2 separate regions of the Homo sapiens genome follow, and region 1 is linked to region 2. A link is a loop called in an ENCODE intact Hi-C map of the cell type or tissue named here. Cell type or tissue: dorsolateral prefrontal cortex. All regions are shown on one strand. Each heading gives the region's core, and the rest is flanking DNA. Links, peaks and the distances in the headings are about the cores only.

Evidence for each region. Peaks named below come from ENCODE experiments on the same cell type or tissue, not always from the same donor. Only the 100,000 strongest peaks of a DNase experiment are listed, where the experiment ranks them.
Region 1: it touches region 2 in a loop (2.5-fold over the local background); 3 of 110 quality-filtered maps call a loop at or near these places.

Annotation. Positions count from the first base shown.
Region 1 is chr7:2,135,523-2,147,010 of GRCh38, forward strand. All of the region lies in intron 11 of MAD1L1 (mitotic arrest deficient 1 like 1), which reads right to left. Among named protein-coding and RNA genes, the nearest start is that of SNORA114, 52 kb to the left of the region's middle. RefSeq lists enhancers at 2,999-3,138, 4,440-5,045. In dorsolateral prefrontal cortex, for the core only: a CTCF peak has its summit at 6,249; a DNase peak (open chromatin) is centred at 6,239; H3K27ac peaks cover 719 bases.
Region 2 is chr7:1,657,402-1,668,889 of GRCh38, forward strand. It overlaps a transcript of ELFN1 not described here. Among named protein-coding and RNA genes, the nearest start is that of ELFN1, 7.1 kb to the right of the region's middle. In dorsolateral prefrontal cortex, for the core only: CTCF peaks have their summits at 7,439 and 7,638; a DNase peak (open chromatin) is centred at 7,440; H3K4me3 peaks cover 1,662 bases; H3K27ac peaks cover 671 bases; H3K27me3 peaks cover 1,829 bases.

The DNA.
Region 1 (11,488 bases), core at 5,226-7,725, 480 kb after region 2:
TAGTTATGATTCCCCACAAATAAAAACTCTTTGTTTTCGGTAATTGTTTATCATTAAAGGGGCCTGGACTGACAAGTGAGGGCAATGCTGGTGCAGAGGAAGGCTCAGGTGGTGGGCAATGTCCGGGCCTCCTGCCCCCCAGCTCTCACAGCGACCCTCGGGACAATGCCCACCAGCTCTCGCCACCTCTCACGGCCACATATGGGAGTCCTGCCTGCCACCTCTCATGGTGACGTGTGTGCACATGTCCCAGGCCCAAGGGAAAGTACACTCATGAAGGGAGCAACGGCCTCAGCAGAGACCTGAATCTGAGCCTTTGGAGGTGAGTCCAAGGATCTCTATTTTCAGGCTCTTTTCGCCATATAACTCACAAGCAGCCAGGCATTTGGGAAGCGTGGCCATGATCAGGACCACGCGGCCCAACGCTCTCTAGTCCCCTAAGGGATTCACTGCTGGTTTCTCTTCCCAGGCAGAGGGAAAGCTCCTTCAGGGCAGGGGTCACAGCCTTCCTTCTCCTAGAGCCCCTATGTCCACTCCAAGCTCAATGAGACAGAAACAGGAAGCCGCACTTGCCCCACGCTGACCAAAAATGCCTGTCACAGCCACGTCCACACTGTTCCTCCTGCAGACTCTGCGCAACTGTGTTTCTCGGCCACAGTATTAAAAAAGGGTCAGCATTAAGAGGCTTCATGCCCTGCGGAAGCGACCTGTGATATCTGAGCTTGAAAAAGCATCGCCCTGATGAGAGGCAACGTGGTGAGAGGGCACAGGCTTAGGAGACAGCCAGCCCTGAGCTCACAAGCAGACTCCAGGCTGAGTGGCTCCACAACCTTGGGGAAACTGGGGCAAAGCGAGAGGCTCCCCGCCAGCAGGCAGGATCAGTGCCAGGGCAGGGGGACACGTGTGGAGTGCCTGGTACCCACAGGTGCCTAGCAGTGGATGTTTCTTTGTTCCGACTCTCTTACCCAAGTTTCCTAACAGGATCGAGAGACCCTCCCAGGTCTATGGCACCAACTCGAGCTCAGGATGCTGGCAACACCAACACCCTCCCTCAGACCAAGTGCACTCACCTGCCCAAAGCCTGCCCCTTCCAGGGGCTCCTGTTCTCCACAGGCAGACTCTGAGCCAGCTGCATTCCTCGGTGGGGGCCCTTCCCATCTCTTGGCATCTCCTCGGGGCTCAGCAGTGGAGGCCATGGTGGGAGGGCCTGAGACTGATTTTATGTTCTGCCAAACAAGGAAGGAAAGCGTACTCCAATCGCCTGATGGCACCGGAGCTGCTCTCCACACCTGCACACCAAGAATCCCAGCTCGGCATGGAAAGGAGCCGGCAGTGGCCAGCTTCAAGGCTAAGAAGGAAGCTCTTGGCTCAGAGCTTACAAAGTTTACAACAAGTTACAGGGAAACTCAAGAAAAGCGTTCATAAGAGGATGCTCCCAAGTCCACTGATGATGCCCTGGGCTTGGCAGTGCCGGGCATGAGAGAGGAGGCCTCGAGGACCCCACCTCAGTCTCCCCAGATAGCAGCTCCTGGCAGCCCTGACCCTGCTCTAGGCTCCGCTGTGGGGTGTGGGCTGCTCTCCTGGGGTTAGGCTCACACAAACCCCTTCAAAATAAGCAAGGAAACAGAAGTTCAGGGCACCAAAATACTTAGGGACCAACCCCAGCAAGGGCCCTTCTCCCATCTCCCTATTCTCTTCCTGAAGCAACAATAAACAACATTCAAGTAGTATTCATTTCTGTGTTTTCTCCAAATGTTTGAGGAAATCTACATTCTACTACCACCTTTTGGGGGCCAAGAAAGATGTTCGCTTGCAAAGGACAGAACTGACCCAAGCACCCTCTTCTCAAACGTATATGGCACTCCAGATGCCGTTTTCTGATTTGGGGAGCTGAGGTCAGACACCTTCCGCTCTCTAACAGAAACGTCACAGAGCGGCAGGCATGTTACCGGTCTGCTTGGCCCATGCAAGTGAGGGGCCCACACTGCCTCCTCCTTCCCTTCTGCACCTTGCACACACCACCTCTGGCCCAGGTGAGTGAGGGGCCCAGGCTGTCTCCTCCTTCCCTTCTGTGACTTGCACGTGCCACCTCTAGCCCCAGGTGCAGACAGGCTTGTGCCATGGCACTGCCTGAAAACCTCAGCCAGGAAACAGAGCGCTTTCCCCATGGTCCCGGGTCACCTCAAAGATGCCACCTCAGGCTCCCACACAGGCCAGATCCACAACCGGAACAGAAACTTCTCCAGGAAAGGTCTCCTGACCAGCAGTTTCTGAACTGTGCTCCTCTGGCCCTGGAGGCTCCAAAGAGGGGAAGCCAAGCAGGAGGTGGACGTATGGGGCAACTACACGAGGACACGATACCGGCCATGATGGCAGCTGCTGCTCACAGAGCGTTTCTGTGCCGACGGTGCCATGTCGGATAACTATGCGAGGGCCACACGACACCAGCCACACGACACAGGCCATGATGGCAGCTGAAGTTCACAGGGCGTTTCTGTACTGACAGCGCGGGCCAGCCCATGATCAGAGCACAGAGCTGTGAGTCCCAGGCCCTTCACCAGGGCTGCACCCACGCTGCGCTCTCACCACCACTGGGCAGCCCCTGACACTGCGGACCTGAGACTGCTGTTACAAAGGGTTTCATGGGGGTGGGAGGAAATGCCAGCTTTTTTTTAACTTGCTAAAGAGGGTGAGAGAATGCAGGGGTGCATACAGGGTCCAAAGGGAAGGAGAAAGGAAGGGGATGCATCTGCTGCCCCAGGGGACGTGCTCCCTGGCCACCGTCCTGGCTGCGGCAGCGCTCAGCAGGCTGGCGGTGGGGCGGTCAGCTCTGCAGGTGCACTTAGTCCAGAGCCACTCAGCCTAATGAAATGAGGCATCCTGAGAACCACGACGAGGTGGGCGCCAGACCAAGTGGCCTAGAGAGATGAGCACTTCAGCATGCAGAGGTTGAAAACAGATCCTACTGACAAAACGGAAGGAACCACATCAAGAGGTGGGGATTGGGGGCATGAATGCCAGACGCACACTTCCGGCTTGTTAGGAGAAGTCAGCCGGAGGGGAAGCAGCAGATGGGGCCTCCCCCGCTCTCAAGGCCACACCGCCATCGCCTGCAGCACCTCACTCTGAGAACCCCAGGCCCAGGGGCCAAGCAAGCACTGAGAGGAAGGCCAGCACTCCGCTGCCTTCCCCCAGGCAGGCTGCACATACCCTTCAAAGAAACCCATTGAGGGTGGAACTGACCCTAATACAAATGAGGAAAGAAAGGCTCGGGGGTCAAGTGAGCAGGACCCAGTGACAGAGACCACAGACCCCACTCCTGCAAACAATGCCGCCATTCCCTGAGCACCTGCTTGATGTTGGGAACTTCTGAAATCTTCAATTCTCCACTCATCTTGCAAAGCAAGAGTCCTGGACCTGATTTTCCAGATGAAAAGCAGGACAGGCAAGGAGAACACCTCTCAGCTGGAGTCAACATGCATCGGAGAGGCCCAAGGTCCCAGCAGGACAAGCGGTCTTCCTCCTCAGCAGACGCCCCGGTACCGAGGCCAGAGGCGAGGAGGAAGAGCAGGCGAGGCTGCCTCAGCCTCACCCTCCTGTGTGGCCAGCCCACCCAGACAGGGCGAGGACTGTGAGGAGGGCCCAACCCCCAGGAAGCACCCCACACCATGTCCACAGCCTAAGCCCTGGCTGCCACGGGGATCACACGGCCCGACCCCCTGAGCCAGCAATGTACTCTCAGCCAACCCATGGGAGCACCCTCCCCGCACCCCCACCCCACCCTAGCTCACGGGACCACCCTCCCTCTGAGCTCACAGGCTGCAGTCCAGGGCTTGCCAAGGCGGGAGCGCTGCGGGCCCCAGGACGCACACTGAGATGCCCCCCACCCTCAGCAGTGAAGGTGACTCCCCCAGCCATGCCCCCAGGGCCACAGCCCTGAGCTCTGTGTCCTGCCTCTGGTCTCAGGAGGAACCAGACACTACCAATGACCCAGCACCCTGAGAGTATGGAAAATACAACACTCATGCTGGGAGAAGCTGCCAGGGGCTGGGGCCAAAGGCAGACTGCTGAGAACTCCACAGCCACAGAGGACACCCGCCGCTCTCCTTCAAGGCTGAGAACTCCACAGCCACAGAGGACACCCGCCACTCTCCTTCAAGGCTGATGGGGGAGGAAGCCGGGCTTCGGCAGACCCCCGTCCAGATGGCTCCAGCAGGGGCCAGTGTGAGGGGCTCTGCGTGGAGAGGCCAGCTGCAGCTCGGACCACACTTCCCCCGACCCTCAAGGCTAAGGTTTTGTGGGTGGTTTAGGCCTGAGATGATAAAAAACAATTTTATGCCTAAAAATATTAAAAAGTAACAATACAGATCAGAAAAATCCATGCTCTAGGCTTCACTCCACCAAGTAGAGTCTCTTTCCCCCCACAGGCCTCAGTTTCCCTGTTTTTATGGTCTACTATCTGGACCCCGCCCCCCCCCAGTCCCTGCCCTGCTCCACTGCAGCACAGCACGCCACAGGCCAGGTGGCCAGGCTTCCAAAGCCCTCAACTACTTCCCTGCAGGACGTGCATCCTTCTGTGACCTGTGCTTGGCTCAAGATCACCTACACAGCGTCCAAGCCCAGGTGGCCCCTGCAGACGCCTCTCCCAAGGCCTCCCACTCTTGTCAATCCTTGGTGGCTTCCTCTGGGCCTTCCCCAGGCCAGTGTCCCAGAGGCAAAGGCTCAGCCACATTCACCACTGCCCAAACGTAAAACAGTGACTCCAGCACCCCTCCAGCAGCCCCCGTCCGCCCTGCACATGTTCTTACACAGGACCCTCAAAGGACCCTGAAGGGTGAAGGGTGCCGGTGCCACCCTCCACGCCTCAGAATCGGAGAGTGCACCAGGGCCGAATGGCCCTCCGAGGCCCTAGCTGCAGCCGCAGCCGCAAAGCCGGGAGCAAGAGGCCAACCAGGGCAGGGACGCCGAGTGACCAGGGAGAAGGGAGAAAAGAAGCCAGGCATCCCTGGCTTAGCCACTTCCAAGATGAAGAGCCTCGTCTGCCTTAGACACTTCCTCCAAAACAAGAGCCATGGATGTGGGTGGGAGCCGGCCCCGCATCCCAGCACGAGGCCAGGCCCCCGCCAGGAGAAACCCCAAGGAGCAACCAGGCCTCCATGCCCAACCTCGGCTGGAAAGCAATGCTGATGGCAGTTGCCTTCCCCCAGTCCCTGCATGCCAGAAAGGGCGGCTCCATGGCCCTGGGACCCACTGGCTTCTGGAACAATCTCCTATGGCAACTGCCACAGAGCTAAACACTCAGAAAGTGATTGCATTTGGGATGAAATTTTTTTCTAGTGCTTGAATAAAAGGGGGAGTTTCACATTTCATCCACTTCCACATCCCTTAACAATAAAAACTTATTTAAAAAGCCATGAATATGTAAATGCCATTTTAAATATGGAAATGCAAAACATTCAGGGAAACAGTCTGGGTGTGAAATATTAACGGCAGCTCATCTTGCTGAAAGAAGCAACACAAGCTGGCTAAAGCAGCAGGCGGAGGCACCCCGGACAGACCCCAGAGCCCAGCGGCAGCGGACGCTGGACCCGGCCCCGTCATGAAGGAGCGTGTGCTCGCCTTGCGGGCTCTGCCTGGGGAGGGAACAGGTTCAGACACCCACCTAGAGCAGGGCCAGCCTTGCCAAAGCCTGCCTGCATCCTACAGGGCCACGCAGTGCCCCACTGCGGAGGCCCCTCCAAGCAGGCAGACACCGCGTGCTGCGGGGCACAGCCATGACACCCGACCATGCCTGCTGATGACCCAGGCTTTCCCCTGGAGCCAGGATGGGCTGGACCCCCTCTCAGGAGAGATGGGGCTCGATCTCAGGCCCAGCAGCCAGCTGCAGCCTGAAACATGATGGTGCCTCAGACAGGCCCCCAGACCATACTGGGGGGCCACAGAGAACCCGGCATTGGCAGGATGGGCACCGGGTCTATGTCCCCCAACCCGGGACTTCACTAGCCCTGATCAGGAAAGGACTGGAGGAACAAGAAGGCACCGCATGAGGGAGGGAGGCCCCAAGACAGACGCCCGCTCACCCAGACATCTCCATGCCATGCCCCCCTTCTCTCTCTCCCTCTAATTGGCCACAAAATGTACAGGCCTGGTACCCACCCACCCCCGCTGAGGAGGCCCCACGAGGAGGTTCTAAGCTGAGCACAGAGGAGCGGGCGGCTGCACATGCCACAGGCACCATCTCACGTCCAAGTCTGGGCACTGCAGGCAGGTGCCGCACAGACAGCCTGGGGAAGGCCCAGCTCCTCCACATGGCCTGGCTCCCGGGACAGGTGCCGCCAAGTCCTCTTTTCCTACTAAAGTCCCAGTGGAGAAGAGAGGGGGACTGAGAACCAAAAGGACAGGCAGAGGCCACCAGCCAGGCCAGGGTCGCCGGGGCAGCCATCACCGGCCAGCAGGTGGACCGCACAGCCGTGAGCACAGAATGGGCCTGCTCCCCTGTCACCTTGAGCAGCGCACTCTGGGGCACCTGACTCACTGAGGGGTCCATGTTCAAGTGCATGGTGCCAGACCCCAGGCACAGGGATGTCCCTCACATTTCCCCAAAAACCCGCTCACTGGGGCTATCCTACAGACAGACAACTGACTCACGAGAGAGACGGCTTTTCAAAGGGCCCACACTAGCCAAACTAACCCGAGCAGCCTTCGCCAAAGAACAAGGCAGGCACGTGCCAGCATCCGCACTGGAACCACCACAGGAAAGCAGATGCCATCAAGGGCCCCGTTCTAGAGACAGACAAGGAGCCTCAAAAGGCTGTCCCCTGGTGCAGGGCTGGGTTGGGGGCTGAGGCCTCTATGGCGCAGGTGCACTGTGCGTCCCAGGCATGGTCCGGGGCTGCGGGAGAAACTCTTGGGACCAGCCCCACATGGGACGCACAAGGGGCAGAGGGGGACAGGAGCAGGATACAGACAGATCACGCGGGTTCTCTGCTGCCGGACGGAGCGCCCCTAGCTGCCACTGAGCCCACGGTGAAGGGCACGGTGCCACCCAGAGCTCCTGGCGCGTGCCCTGCCACAGCCCTGGACCAGACAGGCATGGCAGGCTGCCACCGTGGAATACATGGAGACAGCCCATTAGACTCAGGCTGATTCCACACCTTCTGCCAAAGACCATTTACATCGAGTGGCGCCAAAGCCGAACGGACGCAACAAGGCCTCTGGCCATGTCAAACCCCAGGGGCCCCCTTATGCCGAGAGCAGGTGGTCAGGTTGAGCATGAGACTTGCTGGGAACACATGGCTGAGGCCATGGTCAGTTCAAGGGCAGGCCAGAACTGGCCATCCCGATGTGCTCTCTCACCCACACTGATCCACGGCAAATTCCGTCACCTTGACCTCCCAGATGCCCCCACCGCCTAACCCGTCTGATCATCACCACTGGCCACACACAGGAGACATCCTGCCCCACAGAGTCCCCTGGAAAACTTACCCCTGCCATGCCCTGAAGGCTCCCAGAAATTGTACTTTCCCATTACCTCAAAAAGTGACAGCAGGACACGGTGCCAGTGATGACAAGGACTAGCTAAAAACCTGCACCCTGAGCCAGCACCGTCCACAGGCTCCATAGAGGCGACTGCACTGAGCCTCAAAACCCCCAACAGGAGTCACCATCACCAGAAAGACTCGCTCGGAGAGCCACTCCTGGTAGAGCCAAATGCAAACACAGGCCCCAGGAACCTGGGCCAGTGGTGGCTTCTCCAGCGGGAGGCCCCTCAAGTGCAAGAGGGGAACAGCCCAGCCACCATGGATCTCGTATGCCTTGCTGGTCTCTGGATGACTCAAGTGCACCATAATTCAGATGCCAGGTGACAAGGCCTTGTTACGTCCTTGAGAGGACGGCCTAACCACCTGGGACCAACAGCAGGAAAGACTCATAACTAGTAAACTGATCTTCACTCACTCTTGGGAGGTGACAGAAACCTGAGGCAGGAAGAGGCTCAGAAAAGCACCGTCTGTGACAGAAAACATGGTGATATCCACTCATCACACCCAATGACTCTCGAGTCCCTTATGCTTGACAAGGGCCTGACTCCTCCTGACGCTGCCCAGGCCCCTGATGGCAGCAGTAGATGAAACAGGCCAGGCCCAGGCACCTGGAAGCACCACACGGCCAGGTGCTCCAGGACATGCCAGCCTTGTGGCTTCAGGCCAAGGGCTCTTCTGCCTGGAGGCAGCAAGGTGGGATCTTCAAAACAAACTGCGGCGATCACAGCCCAGGCTGGAATGCACTTCTGGGAAAGCCGATGCACAGAGGGGAGGCAGGGGAGGCCAGGGCAGACCCCAACATGAAGAGCTCCATCTGCATCCACGGCCCTCAGGGGCTCCCCTCTGTGGACTTCTCAGCCGGCTCTACCTTAAGTCAGCATCGAGGAGGATGCCTGGGGCTTCAAACAGGCAAAACAGCACCAGGCAGGATCCATGACCCAGGGTCTCTGCTGAGGCAGAGAAGCAAGGCCAAAGCCGAGACGGCAGCCACACAACGTGTCCCACAGGGACCCAGGAGCCACCTGCAAACACATCCCACAGAGCTCTGGAGACCCACAGGCCTGGACGCACGTCCTGCTTTCACCACCTCCCAGCTGTTTAGCCCGGGGCTCAAGTTCCTCCCTGCAAAAGAGGGAATCATAAGAGCTTCCAGCTGGGAGCGTCTGTGAGGCTCAAGTGAGAGGCTGCGCATGAAGCACAGCGCAGCGCATGGTGAGGGCAGATGCGAGACAAACACTGACTGCTCTCAGCGTCCCCATCGTCATTCATCGCCGGGATTACAGATGATACACCTGAACCCTGGAGCCCTCACGGGGTCCTGAGAGGCCCCGCTCCCGCCACCAGCCCTCTCCAAAGCACGGTCTTATTTCCAGCACAGCAGAGAAACCGCCAAGAGCATGGCCCCACGCATCCCTGCCCGAGCTTCCCAGCCCTGTTCTTCACGAGCCCTCAGAGCACGCTGGCCTATTCCCCCCCAGATCTGAAAGATGACAGCATGGCCACGGGCTGGGCCACAGAGGACTGCAGCCTCCTGTCCCGGCTCTTCCCACGGCAGAGCTGGGGACGCCAGGCAGAGGGGTGCTTGGGTCCCTAAGGGCCAAGGAGACTAAGAGGGCCCGGAAAGGGAAGGGAGGCTACAGGGCAGCCCCGGGGTGCCCTGTGTGAAGCGTGAGCAGAGGGCGCACCAGATCCACCCACTGATTCTGAACAGTATGCCCTGTCCTCAGCCCCACAACCAGGAGGTCCATTCTCAGATTCTAAGAGCCGAAACGAGGCTTGAGCGTAAACCAGGCCAGGCTCCCCTACACTGCCATGAAGCTCCTGCTCCAAGGTAAAGAGGCCCAGGATCTCTGACACGCTCTGCTCACACCAGTGACCAATGACGCCCCATCTGTCCACGGCTAAAGGAAGGGAGAAACACACAGGAGGCAAGGTTTGGTGGTTCTGACCCAACCCCCAGGCTGCAATGCACTCAAGCACCCCACCCTCCTGGAGCGCCTTACGGCCAGTGCCCTGTAGGCTGCCCCGCTGCCCACTGAGAGCCCTGCCTGCTCCTGGCTCCACAGCCAGCCCCGGACCCTTCGTCACAGCACCACGTCCCGGGGACTGCCGAGAGCTGCTGCACCAGGCACGTTACCAACGTCATCCCGCTGAATCCTCAAGCAGCCCCACAGACACTCTCTCTGCTGTAAGACAGGAATTCCAGTGCAGCACCTGAGCAAACCCGCATAAAGCTAACAAGCAGGCTCCTCGCAACCCTGGAAAGCAGTAAGTCCTACACTGAGAGTTCCAGAAGCTTCTTGCCTCTACCAACTCCAGCCCCAAGACCAGAATGCAGCACAGGTGCCACCGTGGGGCTTCCAGCCTCCAGTCCTAAGAGCGCAGAAACATTCAGACAGAAACTTCAGTCCAGCTCACAGCAGCGTTTGGAACTGTGCTTCACCAGTAAAAGGGGTCAAAACTATAGCTCAATGCTAGGAAAATTCCTTCTTGCTCCAGGCTGGTTGGTGGCCCAGCAGCTAACTCCGAGATATGGTGTCATTTTCTCTTCCTCAAACAAGGGAGGTGATGGCTTCCGGCTCGGCATCTGCTCACTGCGGGATGATCTGTTTCCTGCACCAGGTTGCACGGCAAGCTGACATCAGACCCTCCCTGGGCGGCCTTCCCTACCTTGGAACTCCTCTGGGTGGGAGAGCTCCAGGATCCTCCCTGAAACAGGCTGGAATGCTACTGCAGTAACTATGGAGAGAAACTGAGGCAAACTTTAAAAAGGCAGCAACGGCAGGAACTCCGCAGAGGAGCCCGACCCACAGGACCTGCTGAGGTACCTGCTGGCTTCTGGCTTCACGGACGTGGACATGTGTCATGTTGGTGAAAGGAACACCAAGTCACCAAGACAGCGACTGTGGGAAGGGCGCTCTGTTCCGCACATCAGATCAGCAGAGAAGGAAAGTTACACAACACCCAGGAAGTGCATCAAGACTGCGTGGTGTAGGCTGCTCACAGCGGCACACTACGCCGGCTGATAGGCAACATTCATCTTCTAAAAGCCAAGCTCCTGAAAACAGGCACACGAATGACCCAGCCGTCACTTCAGAAGCTCGGCCTGAGGCACAAGCATTCCGAGATGCTGCCACGTGAGCTACCCCAGCGGCACCGTCACAGCAGCACCGCCTGGAAGAGGGAGCACCGGGCACTGGGCTACGAGGAACAGGGTACCACCTCGATGAGGGAGCACCGGGCACTGGGCTACGAGGAACAGGGCACCGCCTCGAAGAGGGAGCACCGGGCACTGGGCTACGAGGAACAGGGCAACGCCTCGAAGAGGGAGCACCGGGCACTGGGCTACGAGGAACAGGGCAGTGGAGCCGCACCCTGAGAAGCTCCTCAGATGGCGAGAACAGCGTTCACTACCAGGGAAAGATGGACACGGCCAACATACTTGGTAAAAACTGCAGAGGAGAACATACGTGGTCACAAGCACGTGCCCGCTGGTCCGCACAGACGAGGGAAAATGCCCAGCAGCTGCTCTCATGACCCGTGACCTCAGCTGGACCAGGGCTCTGTTCTTCAGTGACTACAAGCTACTTTCAATGAGAAACAAACAAAAGTGACTTTAAAATGAGGCCCGCCTGGCAAAGCCCTCGGGGATCTGGGCCACCGTGGCCTCCCATCTTCTGCCATGCCGCCTCCTTCACGCTCATCTGAATTTCTGTCCAACTGCCTGTAAGAGACTTGTAGAAATGTGCTCAGCTGTTCAACCGTGCGAGGCTCCCTGACCCCGCCACGGCAGGCCGCGACGAACACGGTGTCCCGCCACGGAAGAGAGCAGCAGCCCAGAGGCCAGAACGCAAGCACCAAGGCCACGACGGGACTCATCCACACCTCATTGGCCACTGCCAGCGCTGCCTGTCCTAGGGTCTGCCTCCTTCCTGGGCCTTGGAAGT
Region 2 (11,488 bases), core at 5,919-8,418:
GTGCCTCAGGGTCCTGACTGTTAAGTGTGGGTGGTAATAGCACCGCTGCCCACGGCGTGGGTGAATTAACACAGGCAGGGCACTTAGACAGTGCCTGGCACACAGCAGGTGCTTAATAAATGTGCCCTTTGTTGATGTTATTCCTCAGCCCTGAAAGTATCAGCCACGTGTCCTCCAGCTACTCAGAGATGCTGAGGAACAGCTGGGATTTGCACTGGGTTCACGTGCAGGGGACCCCAAAGAGCCAAAACAAGCTTGAAAAGGAAAGAACAAAGTGGGAAGACTCAGCTGGGTGCAGTGGCTCATGCTTGTAATCTCAGCATTTTGGGAAGCCAAGGCAGGAGGATCACTTAAGTCCAGGAGTTCAAGACCAACCTGGGCAACATAGCAAGACTCCATCTCTACAAAAAAAAATTTTAAATTAGCTGGATGTGGTGGCATATGCCTGTAGTCCCAGCTACTCAGGAGACTAGGGTGGGAGGATCGCTTGAGCCTAGGAGTTCAAGGCTGCAGTGAGCTATGATTGCACCACTGCATTCTAGCCTGGGCAACAGAGCAAGACTCTGTTTCTAGAAAAAAAAAAAAGTGGGAAGACTCACACTTCCTATTGTGAAAACTTCCTACGGTAATGAGGACAGTGTGGTACTGTGGTAAGGACAGATATGAACAGCAATGGGCTAGAACTGAGAGTCCAGAAATAAACCCTTGTATTTTTACTCTATTTATTTCCAATAAGGGAGCCAAGACAATTTGATGGGGCTAGGGGAAGAGGAGACCTTTGACACATAGTGCTGGGTCAAGTAGTCACATGCAAGAGAATGAAGATGGACCCTTACCTCACACCATATACAAACATCAACTCAAGATGCATCCAAGGCTAGGTGTGGTGGCTCACACCTGTAATCCCAGCACTTTGGGAGGCCAAGGCAGGTGGATTACCTGAGGTCAGGAGTTCAAGACCAGCCTGGCCAACATGGTGAAACCCTGCCTCTACTAAAAACACACACACACACAAAATTAGCTGGGCATGGTGGCGAATGCCTGTAGTCCCAGCTACTCAGGAGGCTGAGGCAGAAGAATCGCTTGAACCTGGGAGGTGGCGGTTGCAGTGAGCCGAGATCGCACCACTGCACTCCAGCCAGGGGAACAAGAGCACAACTCCATTAAAAAAAAAAAAATGCATCTGAGACCTCAACAGAAGAGCTAAAACCATGAAACTCTTAGAAGAAAATACAGAACTAAATCTTCGTCATAGGCAAAATTTTGTCAGATGTGACATCAAAAGCCCAAACAACAAATGAAAAAATTGGACTTCATCAAAATCTAAAACTCGTGTGCCACAAATAACAGCAACGGGAAAGTGAAAAAACAACCCACAGAAAGGGAGAAAAATATTTGCAAATTATACATCTAATTAGGGACTGTGTCTAAAATATATTTTACAACTCTTACAACTCAATAATAAAATGATAACCCAATTTAAATATGAACAAAAGATTCAAATGGACATTTCTCCAAAAGATATGTAGAAGTTCAATCGCACAGAAAAGATGCTCGGCATCATTAGTCACCAGGGAAATGCAGATCAAAGCCACTAGGAGATACAACTTCACACCATCTAGGATGGCCATAATAAAAAAGACAGATAATAGTAAGTGTTGAGGCCGGGTGTGGTGGCTCATGCCTGAAATCCCAGCACTTTTGGGAGGCTGAGACAGGTGGATCGCTTCAGCCCAGGAGTCCGAGACCAGCCTGGGCAATATGTTGAAACCCCATCTCTACTGAAAATACAAAAATTTTCCAGGCGTGGTGGTTCATGGCTGTAGTCCCAGCTACTCTGGAGGCCAAGGTGGGAGGATTGCTTGAGCCTAGGAGGTGGAGGTTGCAGTGAGCCAAGATCGTGCCACTGCACTTCAGCCTGACAGTGACAGAGTGTCACCCTTCAGGTGACAGAGTGAGGCCCTGTCTCAAATGATAATAATAATAGTAAAAGTGTTGGCCGGTCATGGTGGCTCACGCCTATAATCCCAGCACTTTGGGAGGCCGAGGTGGGTGGATCACCTGAGGTCAGGAGTTCAAGACCAGCCTTACCAACATGGAGAAACCGCATCTCCTAAAAATACAAAATTAGCTGAGTGTGGTGGCTCATGCCTATAATCCCAGCTACTGTGGAGGCTGAGGCAGGAGAATCCCTTGAACCCAGGAGGTGGAGGTTGTGGTGAGCCGAGATCGTGTCATTGCATTCCAGCCTGGGCAACAAGAGTGAAACTCCATCTCAGAAAAAAAAATAATAATAATAATAAAAGTGTTGACGAGGATGCAGAGAAATAGGAACTCTCCTACGTTGCTGCTGGGAACATAACATGTGGCATCAAAATTTTGGCAGAGTTTGTGAACTCTTCAAAATGTGAAAGATAGGCTTACCATATGACCCAACACGTCCGTTCCTAGGTGTTTACCCAAAAGAAATGGAAACACATGTGCGCGTGAGAACTAGTACATGAATGTATCTAGCTGTGTGACTCACATTTCCAACGCGAAAACAGCCCAAATGACCATCAGCTGATGAATGGGTAATAAAATGTGCTCCAGGCACTCAGTGGAGTGCTATTTGGCAATAAAAAGGAATAAAATACTGAAATGCTACAACATGGATGAATCTCAAAAACAATGCTCAGTGAAACTAGCCAGTCACAGAAGACCACATATTGTCTGATTCCATTTATAAGAAATAGCTACAATAGGCCGGGCACGGTGGCTCACACCTGTAATCCCAGCACTTTGGGAGGCTGAGGCGGGCAGATCACGAGGTCAGGAGATCGAGACCATCCTGGCTAATACAGTGAAACCCTGTCTCTACTAAAAATACAAAAAATTAGCAAGGCGTGGCGGCGGGCACCTGTAGTCACAGCTACTTGGGAGGCTGAGGCAGGAGAATGGTGGGAACTCGGGAGGCGGAGCTTGCAGTGAGCCAAGATCGTGCCACTGCACTCCAGCCTGGGTGACAGAGCAAGACTCTGTCTTAAAAAAAAAGAAAAGCCTTGGGTTCCCATCCCAACCTGCTCCTGCAGGATTTCCTTAGGCAAGTTGCCCCCTAAAATTCAGTTTTGTCACCTGTAAAAGGGGGAAGGAAGGATTCACCTCCCTGGGTTACAGTGGGAACCAGATGAGATGATAGAAAACAATTTTCCATTTTCATTTTCACATTGAAATTTATTATAAAGGAACATGTCTGCACATTGCACAGAATTCAAATGGCATTACAGGGGCATATGGGGAAAAGTCTCATTTTCTGGGGTGATGGGAATGTTCAGTATTTTGATGGAGGTAGTGATGGCAACCAGTGTCCACATTTGTCCAATTTCAGAACTGTAGTTCTGAACAGTATAAAACTGAAGAAGTATGAATTTCACTGTCTGTAAATAAATAATACGTTAAAAATATTTTTTTATATTGAGTCCCCGGCCGGGTGCAGTGGCTCACTCCTGTAGTCCCAGCACTTTGGGAGGCTGAGGCGGGTGGATCACCTGAGATCAGGAGTTCGAGACCAGCCTGGCCAACATGGTGAAACCCCGTCTCTACTAAAAATACAAAAATTAGCCAGGTGTGGTGGCACGTGCCTATAATCCTAGCTACTCGGGAGGCCGAGGCAGGAGAATCACTTGAATCCAGGAGGTGGAGGTTGCAGTGAGCCGAGATCGCACCACTGCACTCCAGCCTGGGGGACAAGAGTGAGACTTTGTCTCAGAAAAAAAAAAAAAAAAAAGTCCCCTTCTACCCTCTCCCCAAGACTTGCAGCCCCCAGGTTCCTACAGGAGGCACCCACTATTTCTAGTTTCTTGGGTCTCCTTCCAGTAATCAGTGTGTGCAGGCAACTAAAATGTCATTTCATTAACTCCTTTTTGACACAGTGTAAAAAAAAAAAAAAAAAAAAGGTGCCATATACACTGTCCGGCCCCTTTTGCTTTTTCACACTAAAGAACATCTGCAGATGGACTCCAATCAGTCCACCTTTATCCGGCTGGATGTGCCATGATGATTTAAGCACTGCACTGTCAGCGGGCACTTAGGATCCTTCCAATCTGCTGCTGTTACAAAGAGTGCTTCGGCGAATAACCTTGTACAAAGCAATATATCATTTTTCACATTTGGGAGGAGTATCTGGAGGACAGATTCCTAGAAGCAAATGCTGGGCCAAAGGGTGTGTACATTTGGAATTTTGACATTGTTTCAGAGGTTCCAAGGGTGTCTGCTTCCCCACACTATTGCAACAGGGTGTGTCCTTAGACTGTTTAATCTGTGCCCATCTGATGAGTGAAAAATCACATCAGTACAGTTTCAGCATGCACTTTTGTCACTAGGAGTGAGCATAGGCACTTTCTCATTTGTTTAAACATCCTTTTGATTTCCTTTTCTGTTCATTACCTCTGTCTATTTTTTTTTTTTTTTGGCCTCTTGGCTATTTTTCTTATTGATTTGTAAGAGCTCTTTATATAGGGGGAACTGGCTCTTTGCCTGAGATAGAAATTGGACACATCATTTAATCTATGGCTTCGGGGTTTTATGGGCATTTGTTGTTCTTGCTGTGAAGTTCTGGGGACAGGAAGAGATTGTCACCATTCTTCTCTGGTTACCATTTCCTTAGGATGGGTCCGGGGGTCGGGGGGAATTCTCTCCCCACTCCTTCGCGGTTAATCCCAGCTGCTCTATCCCTCCCCTGCTTCCCCCAAACACACTCAGGCAACTGGGTCATTCACTTCCAGCCAGGCCATCCTCAGCAGAGAGAGGGCGCAGGAACCACCTGCAGGGGGGCAAAGGTATCAAAGCCACCAGATGAGTCCTCACTTATCCTGGAAGTGGGTGTGGTCATGTGGGGCTGGAGTGGGGCACTGAGGCCTGGAGGTGAGTCAGTCTGTCCTGCTCTCTCAAGCTCACACTCTGTTGGATGAAACTGACACATCAAGTCAGGGCGTCCAGGGACACAGGCTCAGGGCAGTGGCAGGGTGGAGGGGAGGGGGTGTGCTTCCAACCACCTAAGGAAAGCCCTGAGGCCCCACAGCCCCAGGCCCCTACGGCTCTTACTGACCAGCCTCTTCCCCAAAGGGTAGCTGGGTGGGTCATGAGATGGTGGTTGATTTGTTTCCATAAAAATGAGAATCTTACTGGCAGTTTAGCTCTTTTTTTGTTTTTGAGACAGTCTTGCTCTGTTGCCCATGCTGGAGTGCAGTGGTGCGATCATAGCTCACTGCAACCTCCACTTCCTGGGCTCAAGTGATCCTCCTACCTCAGCCTCCTGAATAGCTGGGACCATAGGCACACACCACCACACCCAGCTAATTTTTTATTTTTTGTAGACAGGGTCTCACTATGTTGCCCAGGCAGGTCTTAAACTGGGCCGTTTTCTTCTGAACGAGGACGTTTTGTACATCAGAAGGACCTGCTAAGCCCTGGATCTAGCAACGGTGCCCAGGTGGGTGGGGGTGCACCCACCATCCCTAGCTCTGTCCTAGGTCCTGGCCCAGCTGACTCATCTCTGGAAAGACAGGCTGTCTGATGGACCGGGCCATCGCTGCTGCGTCTGGGCTGCTGCCGGGCAGTGGCAGCACCTCAGAAAGGAGGCCTGAGCGAGCACGTGTGTGTGGAGCGACTGTGCGTGAACGCATGTGCATATGCAGATGGGAACATGCTTAGTACAGCTGCCTTCAAGTTTGACCATCTGGATTCAAACCCTGGCTTGGCCATTTCCAGTTTATGGTGACCCTGGCCAAGGTACTTGATCTCTGGACCCCTCGATGTTACCCTCTGGGAACTGGAGATCTTCACAGCTGGTTCACTTCTAGGGTTGCTGTGAGGACTAAATGACTTCATGCCAGCCACCAGCCATTAGGAACCTCCATCACAGGAAGGATCGTCATAGTGCCACACCAGTGTGCGTGCCTGCGTGTGAGGGTTACACTGGGTGGGGCGGGGTGTGTGCGATTCGGGGGTGTGTGAAGCAGGATGCCTTTGCAACTCTCTGCACAACCACAGTGTGAGCTATGGGGTGGGGGGGGTTCCAGCCTTCCTGTCCCAGTGAGGCTGCGGCATCTTCCTGTGGGACACCGGCTTGCGGCGGGGAGCTGGGGTGGGTATCCACACGCATCTTCCCTGGATGTGCTGTAAGGTGTCTACACCACACAGGCTGCCTCTGGGTACCTCTGTCTGCTGGGGGAGGGGGATCAGGAGGAGATGAATGTCAGAGAGAAAGAGACCAAGACGGAGAAAGAAAAGGAGAGAGGAGAGGCGGAAAGGGAGAGGGGAGAAGAGGAGGAAGAGGAAGAGGGAAAGAGACAGAAAAGGAGGGTGGAGGGAGAGAGAGAGAGGAAGAGGGAGAGAGAGAACAAACATATTCTCTGACAGAGGCAAACAGAGGCGGGGAGAGAGAGCTCCAGAAGAGGCCAGAGACAGCCAGCCTTCCTCCCACCTCCTCTCTTCGGGTCTGTCCTGGGGTGGCCCATTCCCAGCCTGAGGGGGGACAGCAGCCCGAGGCCAGCCAGGCCCCGCGGGGGCCCTGCCTTCTCACGGGACAGGAGGGCATATTTCAGCATTGGAAGGCGCTGCAGAGGGAGTCAGTCAGGGCTGAAATTCCTCAGCGCCCTGGAAGGTCCGCGGGACAGCTCCCTTCTCCCAGCTTCCTCCAAGGAGCCAGGTCCGGGACTCTCCAGGCCCCTCGAGTAGGGGAGGGGGGAAGTGAGAGAAAGGGGCTGTGTGCGCACCTAGGCCACTGCGCGCTTCAGAGCAGCCGGGACCCTCCCTGAGGGACCAGGAAGAGACCCCCCCCAGGCCGGGCTCGGCCCGCTCTGTCTCCCTGTTCCCTGGAGGTCTGGGCGCCCCCGCGCAGGGACTAAGGGCTGGACAGCCGCAGGCAGGGGCTCCGTCCTTGGCCTCCACCCTTCGTGTCCAGCAATCCCGGGAGCAGGCGGCGGCACTTCCTCCATGCCCCGGCCTCAATCACGGTCTCAGTCCCCCCAACCCCGTCCTGCAGGAACAAGTGTGGTAGAGGCTCGGGGTCGGAGGGCGGGCGGCCGTCCCGCGGGCTGGACGGAGTTTCTGGGCTGCGGAGAGGCCGTTGGACCCACGTCCGGACAGGAGCCCCGCGCGCCCATCCCCGGCCCGGCCATCCTCGGGGCGCGCTGTCTGCGGCCTCCCGCGCCACCCCCACCCCTGTCCCGGGACCTCCTCCGGGAAAGACACCCGGGGAGCAGCCCCCTCCCCTCCAGTAGTCCCCTCCCCTCCCCTCTCCCTGCCCTCTTGACGGTGTGGGGCTCCCCGGCCGGAGGGGCGCGGCGCTGGCAGCGGGGTCCAGAGTGTCGCGCCCAGCGCGCGCTGGGGGTCCCGGGCTCCGCAGCTCCGCACGCGGCCGGTTTGTGAAGCGGCGCGCGGGGGCTTAGCCGGGCGAGGGCGCTCTTGAGCCTGGTTTGGAATTTTTAGCCCACACGAAAGCCGCAGGCTGGGGAAGGGGCGGGTGGGAGCGGGAGACGCCCTGGGAAGCCGTGAGACCGCTCGGCGAGGGCTCGGGACCACCAGGGAGCGACGGGGGACCCCTCGGCTCAGAGCCCGAGGGCGCGATTTCGGATCCGCTGGGATTCCGGAGGCACATGAAGGGAGAGGGAAATCCGCTAAACCGAACCTTCCGGGAATCGGAAGGCGCCGGGCCGCTCCCACGCCTCCCCCTCCTCCCGGCCGAAAGGCGGGGGGCGACGCGCAACGGGGAGGGAAGGGAGGGAGGGGTCGGCGACCTTAGGGGAGGGCGAGTCTCTGGGGACGCGGGGCCGCCAGGGGCCCGACGACCCTCTCGCTCCACCTCCCCGCCCCCAAGTGCCCCGCTCTCCCCCCGCCCCGCAAACGCGCGTCCTGCGGGCTGTGCTTTGGCCCTCGCGGACGCGCGCGCTCACAGAGGGTCTGACTTGGGGTCAACTTCCACGAGGTTGCCGGGCGCCTGTGAGCACAGCCGTGTCCCCACCCAGGGGCCCACCTCCCAGCGCCACCAGGGTCCCGACCCCCAGACCTTCGGACGCTTCTCTTCCAAACCGAAGCCTGGGAGCCTCTGGGTGGCCTGGGGCGGGGGCAGGGGGCGAGCGGGGCGGGCCAGGAGGAGGGGGCGAGGCCGCCACTCGGCTTCCCACGCCGCCCCCGCGGCTGGCTCCAACTTCCCCTCCGGAGCCCCCCTCCGGCCACCCCCCAGCCCACCGACGTGCGGGCAGCGACCCCGCCCCCCGCCCCTCCGGTCGCCCCCGCCGCGGCCCCCGCCCCCTCCCCATCCCTCCCCGCGCGCTCTCCCACATGAAACCTTCCATCACGCTCAGAAAGAATGTGCTACAACCTCGGCGCTGCCGCGGCCGCCACCACTGCGCCCGCGCCCGAGCCCGAGTCGGAGCCGGAGCCGCCGCTCCCCCGCCTGCCCGGCCAGCCCCGGGCTCCGAGCGCGCGGTCCCCGCCGCCGCCGCCCCGCGCTCGCCCCGCGCTTGACGCAGTGAGCGCCGCAGCCTGGCTCCCGCCGGCTCCGCTGGGCTCCGGGTCGCAGGCCGAGTCCAGCCGGGCGGGCTCCGGGAGGGGCCGGCAGGGCGGGAGGGGGAGGAGGGCTGTCTGGAGCCAGCGAGCCCGGAGGAGGAAGAGGAGGAGGAAGGAGGGGAAGCCGCCGCCGCCGCCGCCGCGCTCGGGGAACCGGGGTGCGCGCGCTCTGCTCGCCCGCGACAGTGCCTCCAGCCCGGGGCCCGCACCCCGGCCCAGGTAAGAAGGGGCCTGAGGGGCAGGGGGCTGTCCGGGGCCGGGGGACCCCTCTGTCGCCGCTGCGGGATCGGAGGGTCCCCGCCCCTAGGGGAGGCAGGGAAGAGGATGCTCTCTGGGGGGGGCGGCGGGGGGCAGCGCAGGGTCCCCAGCGGCTCTCGCAGCCCGGGCCACCCCATCCCTGGTGCCCTGACCTCGGCGTCCGCGCCAGGGCCGAGTCTCCCCGCCCGCGGGGCTCTGGATGCGGCGCTCGGGGCCCGCGGCTCCCGGGCGTCCCCATCCACCCACCCAGGTTCGGAGGCGGGCGCACCCGAAGTTAGCGGCCGCCGAGCCTGGGCCGGACAAACTTCCCTCCCCGACGCCGCGGCTGGAAGGGCCAGGACTCCGGACCCCTAGGGCTAGGGAGGCGCCGCGGGGACCCCGAAACTTTCCGGAGCGCGCTGAGAGCAAAAAGCCGGCTGGGCAGAAAGAGGGGGAGGGGGCTGGGCGCGCCTTCGAGTGCGCTGGGGTAGCCGCGGCGCCCCAAGTTGAACCACAGACGAACCCCTCTTCATCTGAAACCTGGTCTCGGAGTCGGAGGTGGGGAGGGAGTGGGCTGTGGGTGCCTCGACTTCGCAAAGCCGGCGTGGGGGGGCGCAGCGCCCCGCCCCGCGCCGCTTGAACCTCCGGAGGGGGTGTTACGGGACCCCCGCCCCCACCCCAGCCGGTGGCTGGGCTCTGCCGACCGCTGCGGAGCTCCCGGGAAGGACCCGCTCGCGGCTATTAATAGGCGTCGGTGACCCTAGCCTCTCCCGGTCCGGGAAGCTGGCGCGGCGGGGCTGGGCTGGGCTGGGCTGCCGAGTGGGGCGGGACCCCGGGGCCCAGAGCGGACCCCCAGCTCTCCTGGTCCCTCTTCCGCCGCTCTTCCCTCCCTGCCGCCTGCTTTCCTCCCATTTTCCCTCTTCGATCTCGGGGTGTCGGCCCCCCCCCGAACTTTTTCTCTTCCCAAACTGCACGGTGGCCACCCGGTCACGGCCCTGGGCCGTACCCGCGCAATCTCAGCACCATTCCCGACCGAGTCCTCCGCCGCGGGCTGAGCGCGAGTCCCCGGGGCCAGGCTGCCCAGGGAGGAGCAGGGACTTCCTACAATCCGCGCCCTTCCTCCCAACCCACGGCGAGCGCAACACATTCGCCCGCCCCTGCGGCCCCATCTGAGGGCGGGGAGAGGTCGCTGGGGGCAGCTTCGGGGGTTGTGGAGGGCAGGGGGGACCCGCGAAGCTCCTGGAGCGTTTAGGGATGCAGCTCGGGCGGCGTGTGCAGGGAGGAAGCAGCGTCCCGGCGTCCCCCCTTCAGCGTCGCCTTCGCGCGCCTCGAGGGCCCAGGAGGGTTCGGTCTCCCCCACCCCACCTGGACACTCAGGTCTGAGCCTGAGTGGATTTGAGGATCTGGGGGACGGGGAATACGGAGTCCTTCTTCCTGCCTCGGTGTCTGCAGAGCCCAGCCCTCAGGCAGCGTGGGGATCTTTGTCCCCAGGGCCAGCGCCGGCCCCGCCCCCCGCCCCGTTAACTCCGGGACTCCGCCGCCCTCCAGGTTCCAACCTCCCAGCTTCACCGCCGCGTCCTCTCCCCGGTTCTGGGTCTGGGGGAGGGGCAGGGGGCGTGGAGCGCGGCGTTGGGCCCCGGACAGATGTCCTCGCGGCGGCGGCGCCGGCGTCCGGGTAACAGCAGGCCGCCAATCGGCGCGGCCACGGGGGAGGGGCGACCCGGCCGGGACTCCGGGGACTCGGTCGCAGCCGGACGGCGCAGCCTCCGCTCGGGGTGGGGGGGGGGGGCGGCCGCGAGGACTCGACCCCTGCCGTGCAGCCCGGCCTCCAGTCCTCTGCCGTCCCCTCCCCCAGCTCCAGGTTTCGCTCTCTGCTGGGGTCCTGGCTCCTCAGGTTGCGGGATCTCGCCTCCCACGGCCCCGCGCGCGTACCCCTACCCGCCCCTCAAGTTGACCTCTGAGGTTCTCCGTGGATCTCAGACCCCGAGTGACCGCAGAACTGACCTCTGGGGTCAGGCAGTACCGGTCAAGGGCGCTCTGAAGAGGCCCTCGGCCTCAGTTTGCACCCCGAGGAAATGGACTCATCATGCCTGCTCCTGGGAAGTAGCAGGACGTCCTGGCGCGGCTCCTCCGGGCAGGCGCCCAGCACAGCGCAGGGCACACGGGGGACACCTGCGAAGGCAAAGGAGGCTCATTCCAGAGCTTCGGCTGCACTTGGCCAGCACAGGCCTGGGGGAACCTGCTGGAAATGGGGATCCAGTACCTCTCTTGGGGTTTATGTTTGGCAGGCGGAGTGGATAGGCTGGGGCCCGGAGCCCGGTGGTCATCTTCTGCACAAGGCTGGCCAGGCCAGAAGCTGGAGGGTAGCTTACTGGGACCTTCCAAGCGTGACCAAGGAAGCTCTGGGGGCCGACCAGCTTCTCCCTAGTGGAGCTGCAGCTGGGGAGACCTCACAGACAGGCAGGGAGGAGAGGGTGCCCCGCTCACCGCCGGCCTCGTTCCACAGGCCCAGGCCTGGCACATCCCAGGCTTGCAGTATCTATCTGGTGGGTAAACAAGGACCTGCTCTTGGCCTGCGGCCTGGCTCTGACCGTGGTCCAGGTCGGGGCAGAGGGAGAAAGGCCACAGCTTAGGTGTTCCAAACCACCGGTGCCCTTCCTGCCGGCCCCTGGGGCTGTGCTGGGTTTCCAGGGCCCCTGCC